Linked DNA regions of Homo sapiens: region 1 is linked to region 2. A link is a contact called in ENCODE Hi-C data. All regions are on one chromosome and are shown on one strand. Each heading gives the region's core, a stretch centred on a gene start or an enhancer-like site at or near the end of the contact. The rest is flanking DNA. Distances are from core to core; before and after follow the strand shown.

Region 1 (6,845 bases), core at 1,169-3,668, 510 kb after region 2:
TAAAATACTGGATCCCCCAATGAAAGACTGATGTTATTATGCATTGAACTTTAAGTGGAGAAGTTTGAACAGAGAGAGCAGACCAGCAGGAAGCCATGGTCAGTCTGCTTAACACATGGAAAATGACTTCAAAATGACCACATTTTTCACTAAGAATGTGCAGTTCAAGACACACACACACACACACACACACACACACACACACGGAAAAACAAAGAATACACAGGAAGGTGTGGCCCACTGCGTTTGTGGTATAGAAATTGTACATAGTGGTAAACACAAACCAAGTGATGCCAGGCTCTCACCATTCCTATCCAGCAGATAACAGCCTTTTAATAAGGAAGACTTGCAAGAAAGGGGGTGATGAAGAAACAGAGACACTCTTGAAATATCCCTTCCTACAGAGGGTACAATTGCTGCTGAAAGGTTCTTCTTCAGGGAAACACGAGGACGTTGCCAGTGCCTCCAATGCACACATTGCCAATGTCCTGCAGGTCTTAAATGGCAGATGTAAAACTCTAATTTTCAACTAAATGGGGAGAATAGTCTTCTGTCCATTTGAGTGGTTATCACCCCTGCCCTGAAGCAGCATATATTTGTATTAAGTATCTTAAAGTGTCCTCTGTAAAAGGACTATTGGAGCCTCCTCTCCTTATGGCTTGGATCTAGTCCTCATGGCCAGGCAGAGGCCTGACGTAGTCATCAAGGTTTCCTTGCCTCCCCCAAGGGAGAGAATCATTGGTCTTCTCCTTCAATCCAAACGACTATGGACTACCTGCAAATCAGCTCATTCAAACAAAACCCTCCCAGTACTTCCCTTTGCCTGAAACCTGTGGTTATCAGAGCCTAACATCAGACAGAGATGAGCTTGTAGCCAGCGCTGGGATACTCTCTGTCTTCTCCAGGCTAGCAGTGTGTTCTGAATTCAGTCTTTCTCTGAATCTGGGAGTCTCTCCCTACTCTTCTTAGATCATCACTATTTTCCATTTCTCTTTGCTCCCTCCTTAATTCTGTTATGTCATTTACCATGCCCTCTGCCTTACTTGGGAAAAATGCATGCACAAACCCAAAATTGGAACAGTTTTCAAATCAGAAAATGCTATTTCTAGGGTGATTTGTCATCTTTAATTATTTACTTCAAAACCTATATAATACTCCTTCTACTCTTGCTTGCTTTGCTGGTTTACTGATTATTTATTATCCAGTACCTGCTATCTGCAGTCTCTGCAAAAGATGTTCAACATACACATAATGTAGCTCAGACCCTGCCCTCAAGACACTCACACTTAACTACAGACAATAGTCAACAAATATTTGAAATCAAGTATGATGGAATATATGACTGGGATATAAACCAAAGAACTAGTTAGTCAGCATATACTGAGTTCAAATTCCAGCTCTATTTTGTACATGTGATGCAATTTTTGGAAAATTATTTATACTCTCTGTGCCTCAGTCTCCTTACCTGTAAAATGGAGATACTGTTAGTACCTCCTCCATAGGGTTGTTGCTAGGATTAAGTGAGTTAATATATTAAAAGGGTCTTGTAATTTTGACTGGTCCAAAGTAAATGCAAAAAAAGCTTTGCTTTTATTAAATGGTGAAAAAAGTGGAGTGCGCGATAAAGTGAAATGGAGTAGGTGCTGCCCATGGATGTCTTTCCATAAAGAGGGACTATTCGAGTTGTGCTTTGAGAGAAGAGAAGATTTTGCCAAGTGGGTGAGGTGTGGAAGGCATGCCATTCAGAGGTGAGCATGTGCCAAAGGAGAAAATGTGAAAAGGCTCCTTTGAGCACCCTGCATAGAGGGATATGGCTGAAGTGTAGGGGAGATGGAAGGAAATTTTGGAAGGAAAGAAGTACGGAAAAGAGGCTGGGGCCAGATCTTAGAGGATTCACAGATGTCCTGGAAAGATGCTGGTATCTCACTCTATAGAAAACAGAATTTGAAGAGTGTTAAGCAGATTTGCTTTGTCAAACCATGACAGTGGTCTCAGGTAATGGTTTTTCCCTTTAAAAATAATGGGAGGGTAAAGAAGGTCACATATACATTTTCTTTCAAGGATTTTTTTTTCCCTTGAGGTGTGTCCATTTTCTTGTTTGAGGATTGACTCATGAAAGCCAGAAAATATCTGCCAATCATCTTGGGTTACATAAATGAACTGATTTTCTGGATATACTCATGTTTCAGATTGTTTTTCCTCTTCTCTCTCCAAAAATTCTGAGGGTTTCTCATCGAACTCTTTGCCTTGGTCATGTTTATTCTTCTACTTCCTTCTTGGCAAACATCCAAACCTCAGGGTAACCAGGAAGAGGCTAACAAGGTTTAGACATTATCCCTTCTGAAAAGCGACTCACAGATGAAAAGTATTTTTTCCTCCATTGGAATTATTATTCGACTAACATCGGATCCAGGATTTGTACTATTGAAAGTTACTAGAACTCTGTGGAAAACTGAGTGTGTGTAAGCCCTCTTTACCTTGCACAAAGTGGCGGTGTACTTGTGCCTGCAATGAGAACTTTCTCCCTCCCCAGTTCTCTGTTACTTGATCTTGTTATGTTTTTTCTTACCGTACAGAGACTGAGCACAAATTTGTGGGGCATGACTCATCATACACAATGCATCTCTCTGCTGTAATGCACCAGTGCTTCCACAACAACCAGGTTTTAGCGATATCAAATGCCATTACACAGTCAATGAAGTGTCAGAGAAACACAGTGGGATGACATTGTTCACAGGCAGATGGATCCCTGTTTTAGATAGCAGCCTCAGTCCTCAGGCCCAGGTGAGAGTGTCTGTGCCCTCCTTCATGCACACACGTGTTTGGCAGCAGAATTGTGGATGTCACATTCTTAATACATTTTCTTCTCTTTTTCCGCTGGCATTGAGTTCATATCTTTAAGGATTCATAGTTTTTTTTTTCTATTTTGAACTAGACTCATTTAATTTCTGTGAAACTTATCTCCTCCCACCTAACTCTGCTAAAAACAAAAGTTAACACAATAATTTATTTGTTTTTGTTAGATGTTTAAGGGTATGCACAAATCAGGGAGAAAAATTTTAGTGTCACTAGATATTGTATTTATAATGATGGCATGATCTTCCAAAAAGGGCCACGTCTTATTTTTCTACTAAGGAAAATATAGAACTGAATACATAGATACTCAATAGAGGTTTGATGAATGAGGAAATTAATTATTTCCCTGACTTTCTGGTTTATAAGGCAATCTACAGGTTAGTTGGCTAAACAGTCTATCCACCTCTAGGTCTGTAATACTCTTATCAAAGGGTCATCTAGCCTAGCTTGCATACTCTTAGAAACTTTGGCTCATTAACTCCCAGACACTAACCAGGATTTGGATAAATATGGTCATTATATAGTTCTTGCTTATATTAAAGTTCGAATGTCTCTGTTTTTTAATTATCAATCCAGACTATGTCTGTACTTTAGATAAATGATTAGCCTAAAAATCCAAGAGAGTTCTAAAATCCAGTTTTCTATCAGTGAAACAACCAAAGTGATCCACACTGTAGCAATGCAATATCAGTATTTCATTTAGTGAGCACTTATTCTCATACCTTTTCATTTGTGATTACCTATTATCTGTTAACAATTTGGAATTTATCTCTTCAGAATGTGAAATGTCTTTCTCCTGTTCTCAAATTTTTCTTCTGGATATTGCATAAATGTATTATAATGTCTTAGCTTTCTTTTCAGAATAGCAGTTTTATGTTTTCTACATAAGGAATGTGATTCATATTTTTCAGCATCTAACATCTCTATGAGAGCATGATGGTACATACATTTTTCTGGATTTTTATTGATTTTAATTGGACTGGCAAGCAAAGAGAAGCAGCAGAATCTAGGTGTTAAAGCCTGGTTCCATCTCTCTAAGTTAGAAGCCTGGTTCTGCCTCTATCTGTGAGAACTTAAGTAATTCCTTTTACTTCTTTATGCCTGCATTCTCTAATTTATGAAATCATTGATCTAAATAATGAAGAGCGAGAATTTCTCAAAGAAAATGTTGTTTATTTGGGAATAGGTGTTACAATGGGAACACTGGTGTCATAGTAAACTATGTGTGTATTCAGGGAGGTAAAGGAAAACAAAGGTTTTTTCAGGAAAAATAGAGTATTACCTAATTGTTTTGAGATAATTATCCTTGGTGGCAAGGAACAAAAAAAAAGGTGGCATCAGTCCAAAGTTGGACTAGCAGTTGCTGAGCAGTTTTTTGGTGTGTAAGGTAGTGATGGCCTTTGTGCAAGGTTGTGGTTTTTGTAGTCTTTTGTGATTGTTTTTGTTACTAGGCATTCATGCATGATAATCCTTCATGGCCTTCTCTGGCTCTGTTTTTTGGGTTTTTGTTTTGTATTGCTGTTAACACAAGTGAATTTATTTTGACTCTGACAACTTCCACAAAATGTTTAAAATACTAAAACTACCAGGGCCATATTGTGAGTATGAAACAATTTAATTGCCATGAAGTGCTTTTAAGAGTAACTATTTCAAACTAAGCAGTTGATAATGGTAAGCTGTTCTTTAGAGCTTGGCTAAAATCTCTGTCTGTGATCCATAATTTGTATTTCTCTCCACAATTCTGCAATGTCCAGATGAGTATTACTAGCAGGCATCACAAGATAACAATCTTTTTCTGAAAATCTCTATTCAGATCCACACATCAACAGGACTTCTTGCCTCCAATCACAGGATCCAGGGTTTTTTGGTTTTGTTTTGTTTTTTTTATAAAGACAGCTTTGCGGAGGACTAGCAAAGGGTCTTTATTCCAAATTATCTCCTCTAATGACTAAGTTGGAGGCCCTGGTAAAAATGTTCACTGTAATAAGTTATAAAACTAACATTTACGGATCATTTACTATTTGCACAATACTAAAGCATGATTCTAAGTATTTTACATGTGCAAACTTTCTTAATCTAACTTTTTTTTTTGAGATAAGGTCTCATTCTGTCACTCAGGCTGGAGTGCAGTGGTGCCATCAAGGCTCACTGTAGCCTCTACCTCCCAGGCTTAAGTGATCCTCCCTCCTTAGCCTCCTGAGTAGCTAGGACTACAGACATGCACCACCACACCTAGCTAAATCTTTTATTTTTTAGTAGAGACAGGGTGTATTAGTTCGTTCTTACACTTCTAATAAAGACCTACCTGAGACTTGGTAATTTATAAAGAAAAGAAGTTCAATTTACTCACAGTTCTACATGGCTTGGGGGGCCTCACAATCATGGCTGAAGGCAAATTGAGGAGCCAAGTCACGTCTTACATGGCAGCAGGTGAGAGAGCTTGTGTAGGAGAACTCCCCTTTATAAAACCATCAGATCTAGTGAGATGTATTCATTATCACTAGGACAGTACAGGAAAGATCCGCCCCCATGAATCAATTACCTCTCACCGGGTCCTTCCCAGAACACGTAGGAATTATGGGAGCTACAATTCAAGATTTGGGTAGGGACACAGCCAAATCATATCACAGGTTTTCATCGTGTTGCCCAGGCTAATCTAGAACTGTTGGGCTCAAGGGGTCTGCTCACCTCAGCCTCCCAAAGTGCTAGAATTACAGGTGTGAGCCACCATTCCAGGCCTGTTTTTTTCTTTTTGTTTTTTTAATTTTTTGGAGACAGTCTCACTGTGCTGTGTCACCTAGGCTGGAGTGCAGTGGTGCAAACTTGGCTCACTGCAACCTCTGCCTCCCAGGTTCAAGTGATTCTCATGCCTCAGCGTCCCAAGTAGCTGAGATTACAGGCATGCATCACCACACCTGGCTAATTTTTGTACTTTTAGTAGACAGGTTCTTGGAGTTTCACCATGTTGCCAGGCTGGTCTCAAACTTCTAGCCTCAAGTGATCCTCCTGCCTCGGCCTCCCAAAGTGCTGGGATTACAGGCATGAGCCACTGTGCCTGGCCTCAAATTGTATTCTTAGACAACCCAGTGAGTTAGCTAATATTATTCCTACTTAATGAATACATAGAATATTTATAGAGAGGCTAAGTAGGTTACCTAAAGTATAATGTTGGTAAAAGTTGGAGATTGGATTTGAACTAGGCAGGCTGATTTCAGAGCTTGAGTTCTTAAACACTCAATTTTTCTGCTTCCTTCTCATATCCAAAAACTTAGGTTATCATCCAATGAAAATAAAAACAGATTTGTTTGTTTCACAACTGTATGCCCTAGGATTTTTCCAGTGTCTGGCACATAGCAGATTCTCTGTAAATACTTAGTGAATTAACGAGCATGCCACACCTCAAGCTCTTTGAATTATTTTATCAGATTAGGTACTTGATAGGTAGAATGGAGGAAAATAATTGAATAAATTTTGAAGTGGATCTAATAAAGATCAGAGAGGAAGATAAAATCTTGAATTTATTGAAATCCTATGGTGATATAATGACACTTGACACTTCTCTATTTGTTATTTTTTAATCATTAACAATTTATGAAATAAGGAATAGTGTCTTTTATTTATACCATGTCAGTTCTTTATTTTCCTTGACTTATTTTTCTCCCTAATAAGAATAAGAGTAAAACAAAACTGTGTACTCTGGTTTAAGTCTGAGAATTACAACAGGGTCAATTGCATCAGACTCTGTGTGACTGGATAACAAGAATAACAGAAGCACTAATAAGCCAGGCAGCTATCAAAATGTCACAAACCAATTTAACAACAAAGCTAAAGTGAACATGAGTTTGCCCCAGGTCACTGATATTTACAGCATGCAAAAACATATAGTTAGTTATCTAAAATATTATGCAAAGTTCCTGAATCCCCTTCTATCTTATTACATATCTCCTTTCACTTTCTCCTTTTCCTCTCCAGTCCCGATGGGTAACTCA
Region 2 (7,777 bases), core at 106-2,605:
ACTGGGCATGGCGCGCGGGGGTGCACGGGGCGGACGCGCAGTTCTGGGGGCGCACGGCTCTGGACTCTGCTCACTCACGCGGCCTCTCCCTCGCCCTCGACTCCGCCGCAGCCTGGACCGGTCCTCGCGGTCTCCCGACAGCCAACGATGGTTTACAAACACACATGCACTTCGCTGAAGGATGTCTGGGCAATCCCGCCTCCCGCTCGGCGTCCTTGGCGACGCTCTGCACCAGGACCTGCCCCGAGGTCACGCAGAAAAGACAAAAGGGCAGTCGGGCCGCCGCAGCCGGGCAGAAATATCCACTAGTCAGCACTCCGGCGAGGAACTCCAAGAGGCCAAGTGGAGGATGAGAGCTGCTGCGAAGACTGAGTGGGGACTGACTGGGGGCGGACTTAAAAACCAGGCAGACCGGAAGGAGTGGAAAGGCAAAGGCCAAGGTTGGAGGTGTCAGCGTCCTGCTGGGGCGTACTGGAGAATGGCTCGGTGGCAGGTGGGCGGGTGGGATCCACTACTCCAGGCAGAGCCAGGCGGCAGCTGAATGGCAGTAGTGTGTGCGCGCGTGTCAACCCCGCTCGTCTCCCAGATAAGCCGCAGCTCCGCGGCAGACACCTGATGGCAAAGGTAGAAGAAACAAGAGCCGGGTTCCGGAGGGCGCAGAGCCACGGCCGGCCCCCGGCGGTCTCCCACTAGTGGTTCGTCCTTCTCAAAGTGCAGCAACTTTTCCCAGGCTTTGAATTCCGTCCCCCAAGGCCACAGTGGCGGTACCCCTGCCGGCGTGGCGACGCCGCCCGGCTCCTGGCGCTGCACCTGACGCGGCGGCCGCAGTCCCGGGTAGTCCTTCTCCTTCTAGCCCCTTCCCCTCTCCCGCTGCTTTCCTGGCCTCCCGCTCCAGGGAGCGAGGTCGGGGAGAGGGAGGGCGACGACTCAGAGCGGGGACTCGGTGGCTCTGCCGACTCCGGAGCCCCTGGCAAGTGTCTAAACAATAGGACGGACGCAGCAGCCCAAGTCTCGCTTGTCTGGAAGGAAGGTGGGTTGTTGTCGTAACTGGAGTTGTTCGCTGGGGCTGACTGGCGCTCAGCGTAGCCAAACAAAAACCCGGCCCGCGCCTCCGGAGCCGGCTGCGGGCCCCCGGCGCTCCCCTTTCTGCTCAGCACTCCCGCCGTGCCCAGAAAGCGCGGCAGCTTCGGCCTGCGCCTGGGCGCTTCGGCGCTCCCATGCCTCGCAGCTGCCTCCGCCTCCGCCGCCGCCGCCGCCGCCGCCTTCTTTTTTTTAACCACAGTCTGCGGCAGCCACCACCACCGCCGCCGCCAAGCTCCGCCGTCCGGGCGCTTCCCAAATAAATAACACCAAGTCCGAAGTTGAGCCGGCGCGGGCCTTATATAGCCGCCCGAGCCTCCGCCCCCTGACCCCGCCCCTCGAGGCCCAGGCCCGCCCCCTGGCTCCGCTCTGGGAGCCCGCACCTCGCTGGGGAGAGGGGAGAGGTGAGGCCGGGGCTGCCAGCGCTGGGCGGAGGCGGCGGCTGGCGGCGCGCGTTCCCGTGCGCCCTGGCTCGCCCCCTCGCTCCCACGCGCGGGCAAACTTGGCCCGAAGAAGGAGCCACCCGAGCCCCAGCCCCCAACTCCTTGGCCCCAGAGGTGACCTGGGCTCGGAGATAGTCGTTTGCAGTGGGAGAATGGGAAGAGGTCGGCTTTGAACGCGGCTCATAAATAAACAGCCCTGCCAGTGCCTCTCCTGCAGCTTTTGCCACGCGATCCTTAAGGGGGCTGCTCACTCTTTGCAGCGCAGCAAGAGACAGAGAGACAGAAACAGAGAAATTATGATTTAAATTTAAGAAAAATCCTACCGAAATAGATCTGCCTGCGCTTACAGACACACACGTGTATTTTGGGGAGCTGAAAAGTTCAGTTTTTGCAAGTTGGAAAACAGCATTTTCCAACCTTCTTGCTTGCCTTTCTATCTCCAAGCCACCCCCTTCCGTTTAACCCTTCCTTTGTAGACACACACTGAACCACACCGTGGTCAGTTGATGTCTTGGATATTCAATAGGCTCACAAAACTCTTAAGGGCTTGAACGTATCTGTGTGATTTTTTACTCTCTTATGAGAGAAAGGAGGGGAAAAAATAAATCCCTAGCAACGCACATTATACCAGAAGGTTTTCTTTATTTCAGGGCAGTTCTGGATATTTTTTTCCCCGCTATGTTTTGAAAGAGAATTTCCTTGTTTCATCTTGTCTCTTTAGTGTGACGTATGTCTGGCAACGGCTGCCTCTCTCGCCCCCCTTTCCCCCCCAGCAAGAGCCAATGTCACTGTAAGTTTGAAATGACATCTAAATGACTCTGCTCCTTCTCTTGGATTTAATATGCATCATATTGTTGTTCTTCCTCCCATTTCCACGTTAAGAAGCTTTCCCTGGAATTTGTGCAAGCCCCCGCCTAATACCAGCCTCATATTGTAGTAGTTATTTGTATAATTATTAGAAGCTTCCTTGAAAGCAAGACCTGTCCAACTCTTTGTATTTCCAGCATCTATGCCTGCCACATAATAGGTTTCCTCATAAGTAACCGATTTCTTTAACTCAAGAGTATGCTCAACCTAAAATCTCTGCAATATCCTCATTAACGTTTTTCCTGGTTAACATTTTCTAAGATGTCCTTTCATAATGGCTACCCCTACTTACCTCATTTTGCCTGCCTTGGAAAACGTAAGCCTTTTCGAGGACACGCCCAAAGGCAGGGTACCATCTGATAACTGAATTGGAACTCTTAGGATTACTCATTTTAATGCCACAGATTTATATTGCTCTATTCTTTTAAAACCTTCAAAAACATTTGACATTTATTAACTCATTTGTCCTTCTAGATTTTAGCTTAAAGGTCTGTTATGTAACTTCCTTGAGGAGGAGAAAAAAGAAGCCCTTGTCACATTTTCTTGTAAGGAAAATGAGATAAAGAACAAGTACCTGTCATTGAGGAAGGAGCTCCCCCAACCCTCAGTGAATTTTCCTTAGTGTGTACCAGTAAATTATGTGGTTAAATATGGTTGCTGATACATTAATTTATTTAATTTCACAACTTTAATATCTTGTCAGCAACAAGAGGTGTTTGTGTTCAACTTTGTGCACCACATAGAATTGTTGTTCCATATTTTAATTCCAAGAACATATCCTGCATTCCAAATATTTATAAATAATATTATTGATATTGTTGCATAAGTGAAATTCACAGACATAAGTTCAAGTTTCATTCTATCTCTGATCACTTTCTGTTTTGTGTAAAACCAAGGAGAAACTAACATACATAGCAACATGCCTACAGAAACATCTTTTTAAAATTTGAAGCCAATTTAAATAAGAAGCTATGTTCAGTGGATTTCATTCAGAAAAAAGAAAGACTGTAATTAATTCTTGAGAGGCATATCTTACTATTTTTTGCGTTATTAACTTTTTAGTTGATAAGGGGAATTTTATACATACATAAACAACCAGGTCTCCTGTCCTTTAACATATTACTGTATTATTCCATTAGTATTACTGCAGGATGTTTGTTGAAGGCCTTGCAGGCTTCAGAAACATTAACTTCTAGGTCTTAATTCTTTATGGATTATTTTGCTCCCATATGAATTTCTGAGTTTCTCTTTCACTGTTAAACCCAGCCTGAAGAAAGCCTTCTGTGGTGCCTCTTGTCACCACATGAGGTCTCCATAAATCCTGACCTGGATTAAGCAGAAGTGGAATCCACTATAGCCAATATCCGAGTCTCCTATTATCTTGCAAAAAAAAAAAAAAAATCCAGTTCGTACAATAATTTGGAAACAATGTAGACAATCACCTATGCAGCAAAGAAATAAAAAGCATCAGAATAATGTGTAGGTTATTAAATGTCTAATAAACTTTGCATTTTTTTGAAATAAAAAGGTTGTGAAGTTGGGTTATATGGGAAAAGGGAGGAAGAAAAGAGAATTTACGAAAAAGAGATAAAGAAGAGTAAAAATTATTGTTCTCTGTCTTTTTAAACAGAGGTAGGTAACAGTAATTGCATTGATCAAATTCATGAAACTTAATTCCTTGAATTTAACTGCCTTCATGTTACTATTTTCCATTGTTGCAATGTGTTCATTTTAATTATTTGATATTTCTTTCATTTAAATTATCTGATATTTCTCACAATATCTTTGTATTGGAAACGTAGACATGGAACCCTAATATAATGGAAATTAAGATTTAACCAAAATTTGTTTCAAGCCTACTAAATTCCAAGCTATTTGACAGAGTTACATCCACAGTGATGGTTGCTATTTCACTCCTTACAGTAGAGGATGTTGGTCTTCATGCAAGTCGCAGCTTATTAAATGGCAGAGCTAGAACCAGAACCTAAGTTCTCTGACCTCAATTCTCAATTGATTCTTCTTCACCCAACTGTTTATCTGTAGATCCACTGGAACTCGTGGGGATCAAGGAATCTATAGATCCTCAGGAATGATCACCCTCATACAGGAGATGGTCATGTCTCTGCACACACTCCTTAAGGGCATCTACAGGGAGCAGTAAAGAGCTAGAGTCCTCAGCACCAGCACTTCAAGGATACTGAAACCTGACCTGCTTCTGGACATAGCTTTGACTTTGAGATGATTCTCTAGGTGAGTGGTTCTCAGCATGTGGTCCCTGGACCAACAGCATCGTAATCGCCAGGACTGTAGTTGGAGATACAACTTCTCAGGCCCTAACTCAAACCCACAAAATCAGAAAATCTGGGAACAGAAGCCAGAAGGCTGTGTTCTCACAAGCCCTCCAAGAGATTTTGATGTTCACTAAAATTTGAGATCCATTACTCAAGAGCTGCTCTGTGTTTGTATCTGTGACACATTGGTACGGAGAATGAAGCAGCAAAGAATAATAGATAACAGCTGCTGAATTGTCTTCAGCTTCTCATTCCTGGGGGTTGACAATTGCACATTACTGATTACCTCTAGGGGGCACCAAAATATTTTGATGTACAGCTCCGCAGAGGCAATAAGACTTTAGTTTTATTTTCCAAGGAAATGGCCTTCAGAAGTGGAAAGGGCTTCCTAGTTATTACATCAGCAACCTGCCCGAATATGCCTCAACCCTTTAAAAAAATCTGTTATATTTATAGGGATTTTTTCCAGTTTAATACCACTTTTGTATGGATGCATTGATTCCTATTTCTCATGATTATTGTGAAAATTAAGATATTATTTTTCAATCTAACAGCACAGGGCCTGGCATAGAGCTAGGTGCTTATTAAATAAAGGGTATTTCATTATTACTTTTAATATCTGAAATTTTCTAAAATATTATATTTGTATTATGAGAATAGATAACATATTCCTTTAGTTATTACTATGATCCAATAACTTCTTGTATTGAGTCCTGGGAAGGGCTGGGCTGAGGGTGATACTTTACAAGAAGAACAAATCAACTTACAATAATCAAGCCCTGCTCAGACCTACAGTATCCCATGAACAAAAGAGTGGCGATAGATATAATTAGTTTTGTGCTATGTGTGTCACATAATATAAACTAATCTTTGAAGAGGTAAAGTTGGTTTCCCGCTGCCAGAATAACTGCTTGTTGATTATGCAGTGAAATTAAAGGGAGAAGTTCTAAACCTTGATCTGCTGATAAGTGGGAGTGCTTGGGTAGCTTTGGATATGCGGCTTAGCTCTCGCCTTAGTTTCCTCCTTTATACATTGTTGGGATTAGACCAGTTGAACCATAAATCCATCCTTCTGTTATTAGTAATAATATATTTATTAAGCAGTGTCTGTGTTCCAAACACTGGGCTGGTCACCTTATATATCTTAGCTTCTTTAATTTTCACAGCAATCCTCTGACTTGGATACTATTTTTATCCTTGATTTATAGTGAAGAAAATTGAGGTTTACAGGAATTCATTCAGTTCATGCAGCTAGCAAGCAGCAAAGTAGGCACTAGAATTCCAATTCAATCCCAAACTCTGTTTCACAAACATTGTAATACCCTACCTTTCAAATTCTATGATTTGAGTACACCAAGCAAAGACTTGTTCTATATAAAATGAAGACAAAGATGTATTGGGGGAGGAAAGAGTGCAGTGGTTTAAAGTGACATTTGAATATTAAATGTGTGAGATACTCCAGCAAGAACAAAAGAGAATATGCTGATAATAGAAAAATGATAGTGGGAAAAGTAAAGCAAAAGATAGTTAATACTCGATGCAGGTTAAAAATACATTAATATCAAAACACACAAACAAAAATACACGGTAAAAATTTTAATAGTTTTATGAGTTTCAAATTTTTAAATTGTCGATTTCCTTTAACCATTGAGGAGAAGGAAATACAGTTGTAAATGATTTTGAATGTCCTAATCTTTTGACTCTACGAAGTCTAATAATGTGCATCCTGGATTTTCACAGAAGAAAAGAAAAATCTTTCTGGGTTACTTGGAAGGAAAGGAAAGGAACCTCTCACACCTCCTGCAGGCTTCTTCTGCTAGATTGCAAAAGGTTGACCTTCGTCCTATAAGGTCATAGTATCAAGCTAAAATTACACAGAAAGGTACTCTAGTCTAATAGAAACTCAAAATAAATATTTTCAAATCCCAAAGCTAAATATTATATATTGTAGATAAAAATCAACTCTGATTAACAGAGGCAGTTCATAACCACTATTGGAAAAATATAGTTCAAAGTAAATGCCTCCCTGATGGCCAAAAAGCCATTTTCTCATACAAAGAGTCTCATTAGTATCTTAGTACAAGAAGTGGAAAACTTCTTCTGTCAAGAACCAGCTAGTAAGTAAGCACTTTAGGCTTCATAGGCCAATAGTCAAAAAAATCAAGACCATTATGTACATGCATAATCTATTAAAGAGAGAAAACACATTTCCACAAGTGTCTTACTGAAGTAATTAAAAACATAACAATTGTTTATAATTTTGGGGTCAGACATGTCTACTAATGAGAACTATGGAATTTGGAGGAGAAGGATAACATTTTATTTAATTAGGTTTCAAAGTAAGTGTTTCAAATGGATTGCAAAGTTTCGTATTTTATAAGCCATTTTTAGCTTTCTAACTATTCAAAAACATGCAATGGGTCCAATTTGGCCTGCTGCCTGTATTTTGTAGATCTCTGCCTTTGTCCAAAGATGTGATTATCAATGTACGAGGTCATAGTTTGCTAAGGGGTTATGTTAGTATTCAAAGGGATGCTGTAAAGATAAGAGTTCTGAGCTCCAAAGTGGCTGCTCTGTGACAAGCAGTAAAGGTCTTCCTCAGTATTATCTATCAGCTCTCCCTATTTCTTCAGCTCTGACGTGTAATTCTGCAAAAGCATTTAAAGAAAATTTAAATCCATTTCATTTTAATACAAAATAAATTAGTACAAGATATGCTGCATATCCATTTCTTGCATGTGAGCTATGCTTATCGGTTGAACCAGATGGTCCTCATGTATAAAATGGAGATAACAATAAGTAACATTTATTAAGTATTTATTGTGTGCAGGCATTATCCTGAGTGTTTTCCTTTATTTTCTCATTTAATTTTCCTTGAAAACTGTACTACTTTTGAGATGAGAAAGTTGAGGGACAGAAGGGTTGAAGTTAAGTAACCTGCTAAAGGCATCCAGCTAGGATAGGGTAGAGCTAGAATCTAAACCCAGGAAACCATGGACCAGAGCACTGGAATGCTCAGTAGTTCGTGAATCAAAGGAAATGTTTGGTAATGAAATGAAAACAGTGTATGCGAATGAATTAAACAAACTGTAAAAT

Evidence for each region. Hi-C counts contacts between places; a loop is a spot of excess contacts on that map. Pooled maps may share reads with other maps.
Region 1: a map of PC-9 shows a loop between it and region 2 (5-fold over the local background). The contact joins the enhancer-like site here to the promoter of SLIT2 in region 2. A Hi-C loop is called at or near these places in 3 of 168 maps with a recorded cell type or tissue (MCF 10A, PC-9 and endothelial cell of umbilical vein) and 6 of 50 pooled maps.

Annotation. Positions count from the first base shown.
Region 1 is chr4:19,734,969-19,741,813 of GRCh38, reverse strand. The region is part of intron 2 of LOC105374511 (a long non-coding RNA gene); the gene reads right to left. Among named protein-coding and RNA genes, the nearest start is that of LINC02438, 280 kb to the right of the region's middle. Within about 2 kb of position 2,418, at least 9 of the 41 ENCODE cell types and tissues checked have a DNase peak (open chromatin) inside an H3K27ac peak, as active enhancers do; they include PC-9 and endothelial cell of umbilical vein, where a contact is called at or near this core.
Region 2 is chr4:20,245,483-20,253,259 of GRCh38, reverse strand. SLIT2 (slit guidance ligand 2) reads right to left here and starts at 1,355. Exons shown (of 37, transcript NM_004787.4): 1 at 1-1,355. RefSeq lists an enhancer at 1-239.